Regions from separate parts of the Homo sapiens genome. Here all the other regions are linked to region 1. A link is an interaction called in ENCODE POLR2A ChIA-PET data of the cell type or tissue named here. Cell type or tissue: CD4-positive, alpha-beta T cell. All regions are shown on one strand. Region 1 holds the start of H2BC6 (H2B clustered histone 6). Region 2 holds the start of H4C6 (H4 clustered histone 6). Region 3 holds the start of TRR-TCG2-1 (tRNA-Arg (anticodon TCG) 2-1). Region 4 holds the start of H1-3 (H1.3 linker histone, cluster member).

The links. ChIA-PET counts read pairs that join two places held together with the same protein. Peaks named below come from ENCODE experiments on the same cell type or tissue, not always from the same donor. Only the 100,000 strongest peaks of a DNase experiment are listed, where the experiment ranks them.
Region 2: POLR2A ChIA-PET joins it to region 1 with 10 read pairs; 32 of 35 experiments call an interaction of 5 or more read pairs at or near these places.
Region 3: POLR2A ChIA-PET joins it to region 1 with 10 read pairs; 23 of 35 experiments call an interaction of 5 or more read pairs at or near these places.
Region 4: POLR2A ChIA-PET joins it to region 1 with 95 read pairs; 33 of 35 experiments call an interaction of 5 or more read pairs at or near these places.

The regions. Positions count from the first base shown.
Region 1 is chr6:26,181,391-26,186,390 of GRCh38, forward strand. It overlaps H2BC6 (H2B clustered histone 6), which reads left to right and starts at 2,371. Exons shown (of 1, transcript NM_003523.3): 1 at 2,371-2,840. The coding sequence starts at 2,406. The coding sequence ends at 2,786. RefSeq lists enhancers at 1,405-2,134, 1,994-2,183, 2,634-2,693. In CD4-positive, alpha-beta T cell, no CTCF peak of the experiment used is centred here; a DNase peak (open chromatin) is centred at 2,291; H3K4me3 peaks cover 1,619 bases; H3K27ac peaks cover 1,071 bases.
Region 2 is chr6:26,237,439-26,242,438 of GRCh38, forward strand. H4C6 (H4 clustered histone 6) reads left to right here and starts at 2,955. Exons shown (of 1, transcript NM_003540.4): 1 at 2,955-3,355. The coding sequence starts at 2,988. The coding sequence ends at 3,299. RefSeq lists enhancers at 2,582-2,681, 3,142-3,191. In CD4-positive, alpha-beta T cell, no CTCF peak of the experiment used is centred here; DNase peaks (open chromatin) are centred at 2,973, 3,123 and 3,753; H3K4me3 peaks cover 1,676 bases; H3K27ac peaks cover 1,462 bases.
Region 3 is chr6:26,319,810-26,324,809 of GRCh38, forward strand. It overlaps TRR-TCG2-1 (tRNA-Arg (anticodon TCG) 2-1), which reads left to right and starts at 3,009; the gene lies at 3,009-3,081. It also overlaps the pseudogene H3C9P. RefSeq lists an enhancer at 2,439-2,628. In CD4-positive, alpha-beta T cell, a CTCF peak has its summit at 2,434; DNase peaks (open chromatin) are centred at 2,532, 3,012 and 4,222; H3K4me3 peaks cover 1,173 bases.
Region 4 is chr6:26,230,969-26,235,968 of GRCh38, forward strand. H1-3 (H1.3 linker histone, cluster member) reads right to left here and starts at 4,019. Exons shown (of 1, transcript NM_005320.3): 1 at 3,244-4,019. The coding sequence starts at 3,965. The coding sequence ends at 3,300. It also overlaps the pseudogene H2AC9P. RefSeq lists enhancers at 2,342-2,391, 3,222-3,631, 3,545-4,532. In CD4-positive, alpha-beta T cell, no CTCF peak of the experiment used is centred here; DNase peaks (open chromatin) are centred at 2,973, 3,273, 3,773, 4,053 and 1 weaker place; H3K4me3 peaks cover 3,067 bases; H3K27ac peaks cover 3,619 bases.

The DNA of each region.
Region 1 (5,000 bases):
TCTCTACTGACTAGATATACCATCAGAGGTTTTTTTTTTCATTTCTAACAACCTCTTATAGTCATTAAAGAAATGCTTCATTTTCCATTCTTTTAACATAAGAAGAACAAGAAGCATTTTTCTCTTTTTGCAACACAGCCCACCAAGGTAGGTGAAGATGTTTTCTAACAGACTAGATCCAAGCCAGACTGCCTAAATCATCATTCTGGTTACACCTAGTATAAGCGATGGGGTTTGGGGCAGGATGCCGCAACTTGGGTACTCTAATTTCCCTTTCTGTTAAATGAGAACAAAAGTAATATCACATGTTTTTTTGTTTGTTTGTTTTGTTTTGTTTTTTGAGATGGAGTCTTGCTGTTGCTCTGTCACGTAGGCTGGAGTGCAATGGTGCGGTCTCGGCTCACTGCAACCTCGGCCTCCCGGGATCTCCTTCAGCCTCCCAAGTAGCTGAGACTACAGGCATGCGCCACCACGCCCGGCTAATTTTTGTATTTTTAGCAGCGACAGGGTTCCACTATATTGGCCAGGCTGGTCTCAAACTCCTGATCTCGGGATCCGCATGCCTCGGCCTCCCAAAGTGTTGGGATTACAGGCGTGAGACACCACGCCAGACCTTTTTTTTTTTTTCCTCTCTCCCTCTTTGAGACAGAGTCTCGCTCTGTTGCCCAGGCTGTAGTGCAGTGCCAATCTCGGCACACTGCAAGCTCCGCCTCCCAGGTTCACGCCATTCTCCTGCCTCAGTCTTCCGAGTAGCTGGGACTACAGGCGCTCACCACCACGCCCAGCTAATTTTTTGTATTTTTCGTAGAGACAGGGTTTCACCGTGTTAGCCAGGATGGTCTCGATCTCCTGACCTTGTGATCCGCCCGCCTCAGCCTCCCAAACTGCTGGGATTACAGGCGTGAGCCACCGCGCCCGGCCCTTTTTTTTTTTTTTTTTAAGAAGGAGTTTTGCTCTGGTTGCCCAGGCTGGAGTACAGCGGTGCAGTCTCAGCTCACTGCAACCCCCACCTCCCGTGTTCAAGCGATTCTCCTGCCTCAGCCTCCCAAGTAGTTGGGATGACAGGCGTGTGCCACCCTACTCAGCTAAGTTTTTGTATTTAGTAGAGACGGGGTTTCACCATGTTGGTCAGGCTGGTCTCGAACTCCTGCCCTCAGGTGATCCACCCGCCTCGGCCTCCCAAAGTGCTGGGATTACAGGCTTGCGCCACTGCGCCCGGCCCAAGATTTTTTGATTAAATAAATACAAATAAAGCACATTAGCTATTATTCTGAACACTGCTACATTAGCTACATTGAAAATTAAAAAAGATGTTAAACAGATTTTAAGGTTTTCTCGTCATCACTGAAGTGAGAAAAACAAATTATTTTGTGAAACAAAGATAAGACACAATAAATTCAGAGTACACTTTTGTTAGATGCTAACCCACAGAGCGGAATACTTTTTGCGCAGCACCTTCATTCCTGGAGACTTAGGGCCCGGGAAATGGGAATGGTGGCAGGAGAGGAGAAGGGCTAGGGGGCTGGGGAGCGTGGGGTGAAGGAGTGGGGGCTTAAAAAGGACAGTCAAATTTAGGAAGAACAGTTTCTTAAACTGAAGTTAGCTAAGCAGCGGGCTTCAGCCAAAGATAATAATACTAACTTGAAAGTAAAGCTGTTTGTTAAATAGGCTTTCATTTTAATTTTTTAAAAAATATTTTCACTAGTTAGACGGAATATTTATTTCTGATCCTCGTTGTAGGGCTAAACTAGGTGTGACTTGCTTTTCCATTAAGGACTGTAGCCATTTTGGCTAAGAAAGTCTTTCCTGTCTTAGCTCTCTTCAAGAGATGCTATTTACTTTTTTGTTGTTGTTTTCTCCGGAGCTTTATTGCCTACCCTTTATTTTCACGATGTGTTTGTGCATTCTGTAAAAAGTGGGAAACACTGTTCTCCGGATTGTGTGGGTGATCGCCGGTCGCCTAGCTTGCCGTTCTTCAGGTATCTCCTGCTGCTCCAGAATCTACATCTGAATGTCAAGGCATAGCTTTTCCAGGAGCTTTTAAACCGACCTTTCAATTCGAAGACGTAACTGCGCCAGGAGCTTTGTCTCCCTGGCATATAAAAGCATAGAAGAGAGCAACTTCTGGTTTTTAAAATAAGTAAACTAATCTGAATTGTTTGCAATGGTAGGAACTTGTTATATAAAATGTTAATTAGGTGGCCCGTGCTCGAAAACTGCTCTCAGGATATGACCAATGGGAGAGTAGACCTAAGCTCCTTCATTTGCATGCAGACTTCACGACAAAATAACGAATCAGAGTTGGAGAAACTAAATCTTCATTTACATAACATTGTCTACAAATTCCGAGGATCAGGAGATGTAGATTTCATTTTCTTTCCTAACTGCAGAACAGCAAAGATAGCATGCCTGAGCCAGCGAAATCCGCTCCCGCCCCGAAGAAGGGCTCCAAGAAGGCCGTGACCAAGGCGCAGAAGAAGGACGGCAAGAAGCGCAAGCGCAGCCGCAAGGAGAGCTACTCCGTATACGTGTACAAGGTGCTGAAACAGGTCCACCCCGACACCGGCATCTCCTCTAAAGCCATGGGGATCATGAATTCCTTTGTCAACGACATCTTCGAGCGCATCGCCGGCGAGGCTTCCCGCCTGGCGCATTACAACAAGCGCTCGACCATCACCTCCAGGGAGATCCAGACGGCCGTGCGCCTGCTGCTTCCCGGGGAGCTGGCCAAGCACGCTGTGTCAGAGGGCACCAAGGCCGTTACCAAGTACACCAGCTCCAAGTAAACTTGTCCCTGCAACTGCCTTAGTAAACCCAAAGGCTCTTTTCAGAGCCACTCACCTTTTCACAATTGGAGCTATATACTGACATGTGAAGATACTAGAAACTCCTGCAGCTGAAATAGGCATGTTTTTAAAACTTAAAATGGCACTCACTGTCTGGGCTGGTGGCTTTATGAAACTCTGGTTTCCGTGTTTTATGAGGTATCACTCGATAGTACCTAAGAGGCAATAGTAATTTCATAGTTTTGCTCTACGAAGAGAAACTTCGTTTCTCAAGAGTCCTTAAAAATACGGGTTTTACCAAAGAAGCCCATATTATGGGGGGCTGGAGCGGGGGTGGGGAAGGAGGAGAGGAGACTGCTGCTTTCAAGTAGTTCTTAATGTTGAATTTGCTTTTTTCCTTTCCTCAATTACTTCAAAAAGGTCTTAATTTGGATTTTTATTTTAGGTTCTAAAGGAAAAAATAAAACCCTCTTCCCTCTACCGCCTCACCTGTCTGGTTTCACCAATTAGACTTGAACAATTCTCAGTGTGCAACCACACTCGCGCTCGCACACAAACACATACACACATTGTTCATTGATCGACAATCCCCATCTCATCTTTATCATGTTCTTAGAGAAGTTGGGTCTCCATTGTTAAGGATTCTCCTAATCACAAAAACTGACTATATACCTATCCCCAATCCAATCATTAATAAGGGGCATGTGATCTTTAGGATAGGTGTAGTCAAATTAATCAGATCCCTGAGGCTAGAAGGAACTCTGCCTTCTCTGGAGAACAAGTCAGGGAACAAAGAAAGTTGTATTAGGAAGAAAGGAGGGAAAATGACTTTTGGGGAGGAGGCATCTGCACTGCCTGATACAAGCAGCTTCCAGGCGAAGGTGGATGGAAGGAATATCCAGTAGGTTGAAAATGGATAGTCATTCCTTCATATTCAAGTGCCAAGCAGTGAATTTTGTACTGAGGACTTCTGCACTGAGAATAGTGGTTCTCAGACTTCAGTGTGCATCAGAATCACCTGGAGAGCTTGTTAAAGGAGATTGCTGAGATAAAGAATATGCTAACCAAGCCTCCTGCTCACGTGGAGTTTTCTTGTGATAAAGATGTGGGAGAAGATTGTGAAGAGTCTGAATGTCAAACAATGAAGTTTAGATTTATTTTGCAGACAATAAGGTTATAGAAAGCTTGTGAGCAAGGACTAACAAAATTATAACTAGTTCTAGGAATATGCTTCTGGTGGCAAGAGACTGGATGCAGTGGAGGGAAATGATGTTGAAGGAGGATAAAGTTTCAAGCCAAAGAAATGGCAGGAGTAATGGAGCAGGGGATACAATAAACAAATCAGAGAGTAGTTGAAGGGATTTCATTCAGTATTTCATCAAATATTGATTGCATTCCCTCTGTGCCAGGCATTGAAATACTTCAGTGAGCAAGATAGACAAGAGACTGCCCTTCTGAGGCTCATATCCTAGTGAAGGAAGAGAGATGATAGACTGGGCATGGTGGCTCACGCCTGTAATCCCAGCACTTTCGGAGGCCAAGGAGGGCGGATCATCTGAGGTCGAGATTTCAAGACCAGGTTGTCCAACATGGCAAAACCCTGTCTCTATTAAAAATACAAAAATTAGCTGAGCATAGTATCACAGGCCTGTAGTCCCAGCTACTTGGGAAGCTGAGGCAGAAGAATAGGAGAATTGCTTGAACCCAGGAGGCGGAGACTGCAGTGAGCCAAGATCACACCACTGCACTCCAGCGTGGGTGACAGAGGGAAATTCCATCTCAAAAAAAAAAAAAAAAAGAAGAAGAAGAAGAAGAATATAGGTCTATTTCACTCAGCAAATGGTAACTCACTCCTGTTCAATGTATTATTTAGTATTATGTCTGCGATTCCTCTCTATCTTTAAATTTGGGATCTCTAGATCTCAGACCCTGAAATCCTAGACTTCTGGTTGTTGACAGGAATCCATGGAGCCCTGGGAGTTCCTTGAGTTTCTGAGAATAATGAGCCTCATAAAATGTCTATGTTCATATGTCTATTTTCAACAGATTCTCAAAGGAGTTTTTGATCCATCTATTACTACAAACTACTCTATTTTTTTTTTTTTTTTTTTTTTTTGATACAGAGTTTTGCTCTTGTTGCCCAGGCTGGAGTGCAATGGCACGATCTTGGCTCACCACAACCTCTGCCACCTGGGTTCAAGCGATTTTCCTGCC
Region 2 (5,000 bases), 56 kb after region 1:
CCTGGTACTTATCTTCTCTGTAATTGTAGCAAGGACAAGGTTCCTGAAAGCTGGATCACCCCATGGACTGTAAACTTGAAGTCCTGCAAAGTTTCACCTATTACTTTGGTAGCCCTCAAAAAGAGTTCTGTGTTGCTTTGGAATCCTAAATCTGAATATAATCTAAAACAGTAGATTTCCCATTACACTGAGGTTGGAACCATTTATTTTATAGATGCAAAAAGTAGCTAGGAAAAACTAGTTAGATAAGTGATAGCTATCTAACTTAAGGCCCAGTGTTCTCTTCATTTTGTGTTAACTCCCCCATCCCCACCACCACCATAGTAAATGACTATGAGAGTTGTAGGTAGTATTCAATAGATCAATCCAGTGACACTGTGCTTAAGCATCACACAATTCAGATTTTAAAGATTTCCAAAAAAAAAAAAAGAAACTATATAGAATAAATATTAAAAGGGGTGAAAACATATATAGACTATTATAGAAAATAAAGCTTTGTGTTAGAATCAAACGTGTTCAAAAAGTCCATGAGAAATCACATCGATTGTAACCGTCTATGAGGTAGTCTTACCTGAGGACACTGGCTCCTTGAAATTCCTCTTCAAGTACAACAGTATTGTGTTAATTTTATTTCCTAAGAAGGCCACTACTATACTCAAACTTACAGTTTTCTCTTTACATGTCTCAGGCATCCACCAAACTCCCTCCTCCCTTCTAGACTGGATTAGAAGCTCTTCAGAAGAAACCCCCTTATCACAGATACAGCCCAATAAAACTTTCTGCGATGATAAAAATATTCTGTATTAACACTGTCCAATAGGTAGCCACTAACCATATGTGGCTACTGAGTACCGTAATGTGGCTAGAGTAAGTGTGCAAATTAATTTTTAATTTAAATTAATTTAAATAAAAATGAGCACATGTTGCTAGTGGCTAATATAGGACAGCAGAGCTTTAAAACAATTATTCTCAAACTTGGAAGAGCATACCTACCACCCACTTAGAGATCTCATTAAAAATGTAATATCAATTCCATTGATTTGGGGTTGGGCCCGAAATTCTGTATGTCTAACAAGCTTCAGAGTGATGCCAGTATAGCTGGGATATGGCTGCTCCGCCCTTAAATACCTGACAGTAAGTAGAAGTATGCTGGTCTGATATCTGCCCCCTAACCCTGAGTGTACTTTTCCCTTTACTAAACTTTTGAGTTCTTTAAGAGAATAAATGTGATTATCTTTGTAAACCTGGTATTTGTACACTATTCTTGGCATGTAGTGGACATTAAATTGTTGAATGAATGAATGATGCTTGTTTGGTGCCTACCTCAAAAAGGAGAGCACTTGAGATCCTTGTGTCTATTCCTACAGGTAACTGAACCTAAGCCAAAATTTAAGTAGACTCTTAACTCCACAAAATGAATAATCTTCTCACTGCTTTTAGGCACCAGCAGAGACGGGATTTTTAAGTTACCCTTGCAGTATATAGGAGGCAATGAATGTGAAGCAGTAGACTGTAAGAGTTAATGTTGAATTTTTCTACTACACATACCCTATGATCTGTGTGTAGAACACTTCTTCCGGAATCTTTTATTAGGACAGTATTTCACAGAATTTATTAGTATTATTTTTGTTAATTTACAAACCTTTATTCACCATGATTTACCATGTATGCTTTAGTGGCATGAAAGCAGTGGTAGGTAGCAAGGTAGTGAGACTCCAGAATCGAGCCAACAATACAATGCCATTTATTAGAGGATAATGTCTTCAAGCCTGGGATTCCTTATCTTTACACCTCAGATATTGCATTATACATTGAAAAACTAAGAATGAAACTTCAATTAATATTGGTTTCCCTTACTAGAGGTCTTTCTTTATTAGGAATGCCAAAAACGATGTGAATGTATATGTCTCTGCCAAACGCTAAGTCTCATGATTGGCCAAATTTAAGAAGTATTGCTACATTTTAAGAATTAATAAAAATGGCCGGGCGTGGTGGCTCACGCCAGTAATCCCAGCACTTTGTGAGGCCAAGGTGGGTGGATCACCTGAAGTCAGGAGTTCGAGACCACCCTGGCCAACATGGCGAAACCCCGTCTTTACTAAGAAAATACAAAAATTACCCAGGTGTGGCGACGCGTGCCTGAAATCACAGCTACTCGTGAGGCTGAGGCATGAGAATCGCTTGAACCCAGAAGGCGGAGGTTGCAGTGAGCCGAGATAGCGCCACTGCACTCCAGCCTGGGCAACAGAGTGAGACCCCGTATCAAAAAAAAAAAATTAGTAAAAATACATTTTCAAAGAATCTTCACATTTAAAAATTAAAGCTAGGCGCCTGTAATCCCAGAACTTTGGGAGGCCGAGGCGGGTGGATCACCTGAGGTCAGGAGTTCGAGACCAGCCTAGTCAACATGGCGAAACCCCATCTCTACTAAAAATACAAAAATTAGCCGGGCGTGGTGACGCGCGCCTGTAGTTGCAGCTACTGCAGGGGCTGAGGCAGAAGAATCGCTCGAACCCGAGAGGCGGAGGTTGCAGTGAGCCGAGATCACGCCACTGCACTCCAGTCTGGGGCAGAGCAAAACTGTTTCAAAAGAAATAATAATTTTATTCTCTTGTCTATCCATTCGGTAGACAAGTGTAGCGTTACTGCCTCCTTTTTGCAAATAATAAGGATTTTAGGAGACAGACATTATCAGTTCGAGAGCCCACAGGCACTGGACTAGAAGACACAGAAACCTACACTCAAGACCCAAACAAGGAAACAGGAAGGAGTCAAATCAACTTGCATTTCCCCTACCCTCACCGCCCCCTTTCCTTCCCAAGGCAATAGTGTAGGGGACGCCCAGTAAGTTACGGAAAAGGCGGAGACAGAGGTTTCGTTCCCGCCCCTCCAATTCAGTCTCCAAAAAGGTCCGCATAATTGATATATAAGGGGCTTCAGTGTGTAGCAAAGTTGCAAAAGTTAAGAGTTGTTGTTTGTCTTCGATCATGTCTGGTAGAGGCAAAGGTGGTAAAGGTTTAGGAAAGGGAGGCGCCAAGCGCCATCGCAAAGTGCTGCGTGACAACATACAGGGCATCACGAAGCCCGCCATCCGTCGCTTGGCCCGACGCGGCGGCGTGAAACGCATTTCGGGCCTCATTTATGAGGAGACCCGCGGTGTTCTTAAGGTGTTCCTGGAGAATGTGATACGGGACGCCGTAACCTACACGGAGCACGCCAAGCGTAAGACAGTCACTGCAATGGATGTTGTCTACGCGCTCAAGCGCCAGGGACGCACTCTGTACGGCTTTGGTGGCTGAGCCTCACCCCGGCTTTTTATTTAACAGCTCACCCATAAAAGGCCCTTTTCAGGGCCACCTCCTTCGTCACACGAAGGGCTGTAACTGATGACGACTTGGGTTTCGTTTTGTAAATTTGGGATTCTAACTGAGTTAAACCGAGCCGTTTTTAGCGATCTTCCTAAGATGGCGGATGTGCTAAGGAGAAAGGGAAGGCGAAACATTAGAAACTTGTTCAGGTATTTCGATCGCAAACATTCACAGGAAAAGATGGTGGAAATGGTTTGGGAATACCAGCAGCCTTTTATGACGTATGTGATGTGTTTTATTCCCACGTTTCTGAAATTTACTCCTATGTTAGGTGGCTGGGACTTAACTACACTAGCATTACATGTTTAGTTTTTGAGATGGAGTTGCTCTTGTCCAGGCTGTAGTGCAATGACGCAATCTCGGCTCACCGCAACCACCCCCTCCCGGGTTTAAGCGGTTCTCCTGACTCAACCTCCCGAGTAACTGGGGTTACAGGCATGCGCCACCACGCTTGGCTAATTTTTTATTTTTAGTACAGAAGGGGCTTTTCTGTGTTGGTCTGGCTGGTCTCGAACTCCCGACCTCAGGTGATCCGCCCTTCTTGGCCTCCCAAAGTGCAGGGATTGCAGGCGTGAGCCACCGTGCCCGGCCTTAGTGTTATTTATTAGGCATAGAACGTGAGTAATCTTAGGGCGGCTGTGGACAGATCAATTACTGGTAAACTTAATCCACTACTTGTGTCCGGGCGCGGTGCCTCAGGCCTGAATCACAGCACCTTGGGAGACCACGGCGGGCGGATTACTAGAGCTCAGGAGTTCGAGACTAGCCTGGGCAACCAAAATGGTGAAACTCCGTCTCAACTAAAAAAGTTAAATAGGAAAGTTAGCCCGGCGTTGTGGCGGACGCCTGCTGTCGCAGCTAATCTGCAAGGGCTGAGGCAGGAGAATCGCTTGAGCACGGGAGGCGGAGATTTCAGTGAGCTGAGATGGTGCCACTCCACTCCTGCCTGGGCGACAGAGACCATGCCTCAAAAAAAAAAAAAAAAAAGTAAAGTTTGGCCGGGCTCGGTGGCTCATGTCTGCAATCCCATCTGTAATTCCAGCAGCTTGGGAGGCCGAGGTGGGTGGATCACTTGAGCTCAACGAGTTCGAGACCAGCCTGGCTAGCACTGCAAAACCTCGTCTCTACTAAAAATACAAAAATTAGACGTAGACGTGGTGACACGCGCCTGTAGTCCCAGCTACTCGGGAGGCTGAGGCAGGAGAATCACTTGAACCCGGGAGACTGAGGTTGCAGTGAGCCGAGGTCGCGCCACTGCACTCCAGGCCTGGGGCACAGAACAAGGCTCCGTCTCAAAAAGAAAAAAAAAAGCCCAAGTTTTTGTCTTACCCAGTGAATTCTTTGTTGGGGCACTTACTGTGATTTCAGGTCATTGATAATTTTACTGCTTTATTTCTCAAGTACTGGTAATTTATAACCCAAAGTGTTTCTCCTTGTGCTTTGTCAACCTACCCGGTTATCACCCGCGATCCTGACTCCTAACGTTTTCATTTTTTCACCATACCGAAGAAGTGGCTTCTCATCTGTTCTTTTTTTGTCAATGGTAATTCATTACATACACTGTTCCACAAATATTCTTCAACTTGGGGTTTCCTCTTCAAGAAGCCTTTACCTGATTCCTATGGGCAAAAT
Region 3 (5,000 bases), 140 kb after region 1:
ATTCTCAAGAAGTGCCTCACGGTCGGAAGCAGCAGGGAACCTAGGAAAAAGGGAACCCCACACCTACGAAAAAGGGAACCCCACACCTACTGAATCAGAAACTGGGCGTGGGGCCCACCAGTCTGTTTTAACTAGCCTTCCAGGAGATTGGGATGTAGGAAAAAGTTTGAGAATCACTGTTCCAGCCAAGAAACCCGATATTTTGCTCTTTCAAGAAAATAAGGCCGGGCGCGTTGGCTCTGGGAGGCCGAGGAGGGCGGATCACCTGAGGTCTGGAGTTCAAGACCAGCCTGACCAATATGGAGAAACCCCGTCTCTACTAAAAATACGAAATTAGCCGGGCTTGGTGGCGCATGCCTGTAATCCCGGCTACTCGGGAGGCTGAGGCAAGAGAATCGCTTGAACCCGGGAGGCAGGGGTTGCGGTGAGCCGAAATCGCACCACTGCACTCCAGCCTGGGCAATAAGAGCGAAACTCCGTCTCAAAAAAAAAAAAAAAAAAAGAAAAGAAAAAGAAAGAGAGAGAGAAAGAAAAAAAAAAAGAAAAGAAAAGTCCAGCCTTCTAAGATGGAGGAAGGACAGTGTATTAGTTAACTGTGCTCCTGTAACAAATACTACAGACTGGGTGGCTTAGACAAAAATCATTTTCTCACAGTTCTGGAGACTAGAAGTCCGAGATCAAAGTACTTGTCTGTTTGATTTTTTTTTCTCCCCTGAGGCCTTTTTTGTTGGCTTGCAGGTGACTATCTTCTCCCTCTGCCTTTAAATGATTTTTTCTCTGTGTGTCCGTGTTCTAATCTCTTCTTATAAGGACACCAGCCCTTATGATTTGGGCCCTACTTTCATGATCTCAAAATACCTTAATTACCCCCTTTAAAGACCCTATCTCCAAATACTGTCACATTCTTTTTCCCTTTATTTATAAACATTATTTCATTCATTTCTCCATTTTGCAGATGAAATACTGTCACATTCTGAAGTACTAGAGATTAGGGCTTCCACATATGAATTTAAGGGGGTTGGAGGAAGGCTAAATTCATTTCACACAGGTAGTTTCCAGACGAAGCTGTACTGACAATATCCGAGCCTGGCATAGGGAAAAGGGATAGGAATGGGGGCTCCATGGTGAACATCTACTGTCTCTTTGCTTTTCCCACTCCTGGTTTAGGATTTAGCTTTCTCAGGGCTCTCAAAATCAGCGACTCCTCAATCAGCTTTCCAGATGACAAAATTTTGTTTCTGTTATCTCCTCTCCCTATTTGGATGTATATTTTAGTGCTGTTTGAGTGAGATCTGCGGAGTATGCAAAAGTAAATTCTTGTGTTTAACCCTCGATCTTTACCTGGAAGCATCGTAAGGCAGCGGTGGTTCCCTGCATGTGGAAAGCAGTCTGGTTCTGCCTTTGCCTCTCCAGCTCTCAACTCAAACATTCCTTTCTCATCGTGGCCTTTCTCTCTGCCAATCAAAAGATAAAGCACTCGATCAGTAGTTATTGAAGTACCATATTCCTGCCCTTGGCAGTTATCTAGTTGAAATTTCACAGTTTTTTTATATAGTTTAATATATTTTAATAGCAAACTTACAGGAACAGCACAGAAGACAGACAACATTAAAAACATGTATTTCCATATAGGACAACTCAGAAAAGTATAGTGAATGGATGAAATCTCAGAAAAGTATAGTGAATGAATGATAAAGATGCTACAACACCATTTAGTTTCCGTCAATAAGAAATTTACTTGTTTAAAAAAAAAACAAATGCTGGCATTGTCCAGAAAAATTTAACAGATTTATTTATAATTATTATAAAGTTGAACCGCTGAAACTTGTTCACTGAAACATTTTAACTTGCATTAAGGCTGTACGTTTCCGCATTTATATTAAAAATTCACACCCAAATGAAAATGGAAAAACTGCCAATACCTGATTTCTGTCCCCTATTTTTCCACTCGCAATCATATACCTAGGTACCTTTTGACCCCATGGGAAAAAAAATAACGTTCAGAACTACCAATAACAGGAAGAAGATAATTTTTTTAATGAAATTTTTCCCATCATGGTGGATTCTTAAGCACGTTCTCCACGTATGCGGCGTGCTAGCTGGATGTCTTTTGGCATAATTGTTACACGTTTGGCATGGATAGCCCACAGGTTGTTGTCTTCAAAAAGGCCAACCAGATAGGCCTCACTTGCAAAGCAACTATAGCTGCTCTCTGGAAGCGCAGATCTGTTTTAAAAGTCCTGAGCAATTTCTCGCACCAGACGCTGGAAGGGAAGTTTGCGAATCAGAAGTTCAGCGGACTTCTGATAACGTCTAATTTCACGGAGTGCCACAGTACCAGGCCTGTAACGATGAGGTTTCTTCACCCCTCCAGTAGTGGGAGCACTCTTGCGAGAGGCTTTTGTAGCCAGTTGCTTCCCGGGTGCTTTGCCACCGGTCGATTTGCCGGTCGATTTGCGGGCAGTCGGCTTTCTACGAGCCGTGGTATAGAGACCTCCTTACTTACCCCGCTTCTCCTTTGGCTGGAGCTCGGCGAGCGAGAGGCGGCGCTGGGCTGGCGTTGGAGAGCGACGGCAGGACGGCTGCGGCTACGAACACAATTGCAGTATTTTTTTTTTTTGACAGAGTCTCGCACTGTAGCCCCGGCTGGAGTCTGGAGTGCAGCGGCACGCAGGCGCCCGCCACCACGCCCAGCTAATTTTTGTATTTTTAGTAGAGACGGGGGTTTCTCTGTTTTGGCCAGACTGGTCTCGAACTCCCGACCTCGTGATTCGCCTGCCTCGGCCTCCCAAAGTGCTGGGATTACAGGCGTGAGCCACCGCGCCCGGCCATTAGATTTTTTTTTACCATTAGATTAAACTTCGTCTTTCCCCAACCAGGCTGTAAGTTTTTTTCAGGGGTTGGAAATTCCTTGGTTTACAACAATGATTTCACTATACTTGGTACATTTACAGCTCATAGGGAGGAGATTATTTTCCATCAAAAAATAGTTCTGATTTGTAACCCGGGACCACGTGGCCTAATGGATAAGGCGTCTGACTTCGGATCAGAAGATTGAGGGTTCGAATCCCTCCGTGGTTATTTGAGATACTGACTAGTCTGGTGTTATTTTCCTTCCTCAAAGCTGGTAATCAGAAATGTACTTCTTTCCATTTACTTCACTAAGTTATCTTCATTGTAGATCCCTTCCTTCACATCCCTTGCCTTTGCTCTGTACTTAGTCTGTTTATCCTCTCTCTCTCCACCATAATGCCATACAGTCCATCTTCTGGGCCTGCGCTACTCAAAATTTGGTCCAGTCCCTGAACCAGTAACATAACCTGGGAGCTTCTTAAAAATGACAACTTTTCGAGGCCGACCTCCCTTGCTAGTCCGCACTACACTTGACCTACCTAGAATCGCTGTGTGTAGGCTCTAGGATTCTGGGTTTTAACCAAGCTATCCAAGTGGTTCGTTTGCACACTCGAATGTGAGAACCATTTACAGACCTTACAGGCTGTAGAATGCACTCTAGACCATAAAGCACGTCAGACCCAATTACAATTTAGCGCCAAGCTACGTGAGTTTTAAGGCTATTACGACAGGGGTAATGTGAAGCTCCCACGGGAACCTCTTGGAAAGACTGGGGTACGAAGGAAGGCAGAAAAGAGGTCCACACGTTTGACAAAAGTATCTTCTAACAAATACAGAAGACTGGTAGAATTAGAAGAATCACCATTTGCAACCCTTAGAAAAATAATAGACCAAAGCAACGAACGAGCTTAACGACCTTAATTAAAACCGTTAGGAAAAGGTGGTTGGGAAATAACATATGCTCATGGTGTTAAGTGCCACCCCAAAACTACTTGTCAATTGCAAAGAGAGAAATAAAGAACCTTGGGGGGCACCACTCGGTCTTCACCATCAACAGGATATCCCTACAAGTGCCTTCTGATGTGAAGTTAGTACAGTGTAAAGAACAGCGTCTGGGCAAAAATGTTTAACCTAAATCTAAGCACTCAAATTAATCACAAAAGCAAATTTATCTTCTAATTTAAAAGGAACAAAAATAAATTAAAAGATGCCATAAGGAAATAATGAGACAAATCCAGAATGTAGGACATTCTATGAGACAATTAGACTTTTTTGCTTATTTTGTTTTGTTTGCTTTGTTTTGAGACAGAGTCTCGCTCTGTCGCCCAGGGCTGGAGTGCAGTGGTGAAATCACGGCTCACTGCAGCCTCGACTTCCGGTGATCAAGTGATCCTCACCTCAGCCTCCCGAGTAGCTGGGACCACAGGCACACACCACCATGCCTGGCTAATTATTTTTCTGTTTTTTGTAGAGACAGGATCTCCCTGTGTTTCCCAGGCTGGGGGAAGGAAGGGAGGAAGGGAGGAAGGGAAGAAGGGAGGGAGGGAGGGGAAGATTAAAAGATGTCATGAGGAAATAACAATAAAAAGAAAAAGCTGGGAAACTGTTCTAATGTGAAAGAATAGGAAACATAAAAACTGACTCTAAAAATATATTAGATAAATAAATACTCAGATGTTTTTAGTCACTTATTTAGAGTTTCTTTCCGTCGCCCAGGCTGGAATGCAGTGGCGCGATCACTGTAACCTTGAACTCCTGAGCTCAAGCCATCCTCCCGCCTAAAATTCCGGAGTAGCTGGGATTACAGGAGCGCGCCACCAGGCCAGGCTGATTTTTTAAAATCTGTTTTGTACAGAGGCACAAGAGAAGGGCTTGTTTTGTTACAGGTGCTCTCAAACCCTGGGGTCACGAAATCCCGCGTCAGCATTCCAAAACGTTACAGGCATGAGCCACTGCACCCAACCAGATATGAGATATTTTTAAAGAATTGCTCGATTGTTTTAGTTTTGTTCATGATATTGTAGTTAAATAAAAGACGCATGTTTAGGCGACACATGTTTATGGATTTTGGTGTTCTATATCACAATGTCTGCAAGTGAGTTTCATATGATTCAGTAGAAATAGGTAGATGAGGCTAAGACGGCAAA
Region 4 (5,000 bases), 50 kb after region 1:
ATCATGTCATTCTGGGTACTAAAGACCTCCCAGATCTCTTCTCCGCATTGGGAATTGGAAAATAATACCCCAAAACGAAGTCCTTAGAAGCAGAAGTGACCTCCTGCTATCCTTTGGCCTCTCATCCTCCATTGAGGCTACACATAATAACTAGAATCCCTCTTCCCCAAGGTGGTTACTGAAACTAGAACCCCTTTTTCTTCAAAGCCAGCCATAAAACCTAAAAATCTTACTGTAACTTTTCCGTCTCCTTTCTGTGTAAAAGCTAGCCATAAGAAAGTATATGTCTTACGTTGTTTGGCTGTAGGTCATAAGACCCTCCCTCATTCCAGAGAGGGTCCTCTAGAATGAGGAAGGAATACCCAGAAGGAAAGAATCTTGCCAGAGGCCAAGAAGAGTCTAGACACAGAGGCCTTGCTATGTTTCCCCAGTCTATTAGCATTAGATGACACCCTTTTTATCCAATCACAGTTCTACATGGCAGTTGGTACTTTGTTGAACCTAAGCATAAAAATGGACAGTTTCCCCTGTACCTCTGGGCCTTCATTGTGAAGGTTCCCATGTCACATAAACCTATGATGAAGTTTGACTTTTCTATTAATCTGCCTTTTTTCCGTTGATTTTCAGTGAACTTTCGGAGGGTGAAGTTTTGCTCACCCCTACATACCTGTATTTTTCACTCATTTTCAAAAAGATTATTTTGAATAAATATTTCAAATCCTCCCATTTATTCAGATCCCCTTCTCAATCAAGCCACTCTCATACAGGGAGGTATTTTGGCTTTCTCTACAAAGAAGAAATTGTGTGATGTAGCCGTGGTTCCCAAAAAATTAAACTCCTGCTTATAACTAGAAAGATGTCACAGGCTACATCCTTTTCTTTGTGGGGAGGGAGGCAAATAATAATGTAAAATATAATAAAATATTAACTAATAAGCAGAATGTAAACAAAGAAGTAAGATTAAGAGGTATTATAATCATGAGGGATTTATAGTATTTGGTCCCACTGCAAACTTGTTCAAGAGTTCATGACTTGTTTTGTGCTATGTATTCTGGAGATTCTGGAAATCTATAGATGCCTTCTCAAAACCATGTTTTTAAAAAATACTTATACAGGGTAAGAAAGGTAGTGACACTAAATTTTTTTTTCTTAAAGTCTGTATATGTGCTTTAGTTACACATCAAATAATAAGATCTAGCAGCAAGTATAATGTTGGCTTGAAAGGTTCACAATTAGTGTAAACTATTTCAAGACACCTGTAATAAGTACAAAGTGATATGAAAATATCTATGATTATCATTGATGTGAAATCCAGTGATTAGCTGCCTGTACTCACAAAGGAAATAAGCAAATTGCATTTAGGATTTGTGAAAATGTAATTTTTTCCCATCTAGAGTCCCATAACCATCTGTAGAAATCAGATTTTGTCGAGATTTCTCCGTACTGTTAAGTGGGCTTTTCTAAAATCAAAAACAAAACAAACAAAAAATAACCTCAGCCTCCCAAATACAATGTAAACAGTAGTACATCCAAGTCAGCCCAACTTCCTATAGCCCATTTATTTGTCCTGGTAACCCCAATTTCAGGCTTCTTCCTCCCTTCTCCAAGTTTTTTCATTTATTTTTCCCTCTCTATTTCTTATCTAATCACCAAATATGTATTGGATAGCTAACTCTAGCTCCCTGGTTCAGCTCAATCTGTGAGAAAGCAATTTGGGAAAAGAAGCAGATTATAAGCTGACAGAGGTTCCTTTCATACTTTTTACTATCTCTCAGCATCAGGGTGGTAGCAATACTTGTGCAGATTGACGCAGAATGACAAGGTGAGTAGTCTCCAAAAAGAGAATTCCATTTGGAGAATTCCATCTGAGGGGGAGGTGGAAAAAAAAACAGGCTTTTCGACTACGTCCCAGCATACACAACTGTTAATATCGCAACCTGATTGGTGAAAAATTTTCTCTCGGAAAAACCACGCAAATAAAAATCTAAGAATACGTTCTGATTGGTTAATTCAGCAGGCTCTGCAAACCAACAGAAAAAGCAAGTTTTACAAAACTGAGCCAGAGGCTATGATGAACTATCCCTCCGATTGGCTTAATACAAGAATTGCATTTTTTTCTAACATTACCTGGACGTGGGAAGCAAGACCACACTCGCGCCAAAAGCAAGACCTGCTTTGCCACGCGGGCCTACAGTTGCCAGTAGGGCTAATACACCGCGTCCTCCGCAAATACAGCTACTCCGAGCGGGTTGGACCAGCATGCTAGTGTTACCTGGCGGCAGTGCTAGGAGGTTAAGAGTAGGCAGAAATAAATGAACAAGCAAGAGAGCCCCTGGGAAAATAAGTCCTGGAGACGCTGGCCACTGACAGAAAAAGACAATGGGCACACTTTTTATTTTGAGACGGAGTCTCGTTCTATCGCCCAGGCCGGAGTGCAAGTGGCGCGATCTCGGCTTACAACTTCCGCCTCCCGGGTTCAAGTGATTTTCTACCTCAGCCCCCAAGTAGCTGGAATTACAGGCGCGCGGCACCACGCCTGACTAATTTTTGTATTTTTTTTTAGCAGAGATGGGGCTTCACCATGTTCTTCAGGCTGGCCTCGAACTCCTGACCTCGTGATGCCCCCGCCTCGGCCTCCCAAAATGCTGGGATTACAGGAGAGCCACCTCGTCACGCAGTGCAGCCCCCACACTATTTACAAATACAGTACCTGAGGGCCGATATCCCAAAGCTAAGGCTTATCAAAGGCCTGCGAAAAGACAGACACCGGGCACCACCAGCAGTTGGCCATTCTCAACGACCAGCTGCACAAGATCGTGGGCCGGAAGCACCTTGGGCATGCCACGTACTGCTCACAACCAGGACGGGATGTGCTCAGGAAGTCACCTCAACGCTAAAGTAAACTAAAGCATTTACACCACATCCCTGTGTCAGAAATAAAATTTTTTCAGGGCCACTTTTAAGCGCCGCGCTTTAACAGAAATCGGCCGGCCAATCACACACCACCGCGGGAATTTGAAGAAAAAGTAGGACCTGGTGGCTCAAGTAGCCTTAGCTATCCGGTGACTGTGGCTGAGACTGAGACGGAAGGATCCTTGCGCCCAGGCTGCTGGGAGCTGTTAATAACTGACCCCCAACCAGCACGACTAGGATAGACCGTGGCCGCACAACACCGCAGCACCCGCACCCCTCTCCACCCCACTCCCCCCTCCAAAAAGCTTCAGCTCTTTTGACTGAGACCTGTGGGTGGCTCTGAAAAGAGCCGTTTAAAATTTTCAAAGGGGAACGTCCCGCCAGTTTCACTTTTTCTTCGGAGCTGCCTTCTTTGCCTTTGTAACCTTCGGCTTCCCCGACTTAGGCTTGGCCGCCTTGGGCTTAGGGGCTTTGGCCTTAGCTGGACTCTTGGCAGCTTTTTTTGGCTGAGGTGTTTTCACCTTTTTCGCACTCTTGGCCACTTTCTTGGTCCCAGCAGCGGTTGCTGGCTTCTTTACCTTCTTAGGAGTCTTTTTGATGCTTTTCTTCGGGGTAGCGGCGCCAGCCACCTTCTTGGGCTTCTTGGCTGCCCCAGCAGGCTTCCTAGGCTTGGCTGCGCCAGCCTTTTTGGCCTTGGGTTTGCCTTCCCCGGAAGCCGCTTTCTTGTTGAGTTTGAAGGAGCCAGAAGCACCGGTACCTTTGGTCTGCACCAGAGTACCTTTGCTCACCAAGCTCTTGAGGCCAAGCTTGATACGGCTGTTGTTTTTTTCTACATCGTAGCCAGCAGCCGCAAGCGCTTTCTTAAGCGCGGCCAGAGAAACGCCGCTGCGCTCCTTAGAAGCTGCCACTGCCTTGGTGATAAGCTCAGATACTGGGGGTCCGGATGCTTTGCGTTTCCCAGCAGTTGCGCCTGCCTTCTTCGCCTTTTTCTTCACAGGTGTTTTTTCTGCGGGTGCAGGAATGGTAGGAGCAAGTGGAGCAGTCTCCGACATGTTTTTGTCTTCCCAGAAAAGACAATAAGTAATCTCAAACTGTCAGAACAGCATGTCCTCTACGAGGGAGGCTGAGGGTTTATATAGAGAGACGCTGAGTGATGATTGGTTCCTTGCTCCATGCGCGGCGCTGCTGGAAAAGGACTCCTCGTATCTACCGCGCTGCTGTGTTTGTTGCCCCTTAAAAAAGAGTAAAAATATAAGAAATCTGGGCATGAAATAATTAGAGACTTGGGGGAAACTGATCCGAGAGAGTTCGGGCTTCATTCCTGCCTTTGTTTCTATGCATAGTTTTAAAACCGGCATCTTGAAACTTTTCTTATTCCCCCAACTCTCTTTCAAACTTCGGTCAAATCGAGACAACTTTCATGTTTTCCTTAAAAATACTATTTCTCCCTCTTTCATTTGCAAATCTCTCTTCCAGGGCATTGTTCTGTGAATTCTTACCGTCTCAACTTTATATAGATAAACTCATTTTTATCCAAATGTGCAGGGAAATTGGGTTTTTTCGCAGGAACAATAGCACAGGCTCTCTGGCGAGCTGTTTGCATCAACCTCTAGGAATTGGCACTGAGGTAGAAAGTTCTATGTACAAGAGGGGTGATTAGTTTAGAAAAGATAGTTTAAAAAAAAAAATAGTATTTGAGTTACCAGTGTGTAAGCTGGATTTGATCTCCATATTTCAGTGGTTTAAACATTTCCAGAAAGATAAGGGTGAGGCTACATTATTCCTCTTACAGAAAAAAAAGTCCTAAGTAGAGTTACCAACCTTCTCTTAAAAGTTAGGATCATGGATTTTTCCGATCTAGAATGGGCATTAAAGATCAACTACCACATCCCCAAAAAAGAAAACTGAACCAACAAATAATAGAATGGCAGGCCAACATCATTTTGGCAACTGTGAGCATTGAGAGCTTGTGTACATGTTTGTGTCCCATCACTTTATAAATAATTTAATGAAATACACTATTTTTTTGCTAATATTCATCATAGAATTTTGTACATTTTTTATATTTTAAAATCATATTTATAATA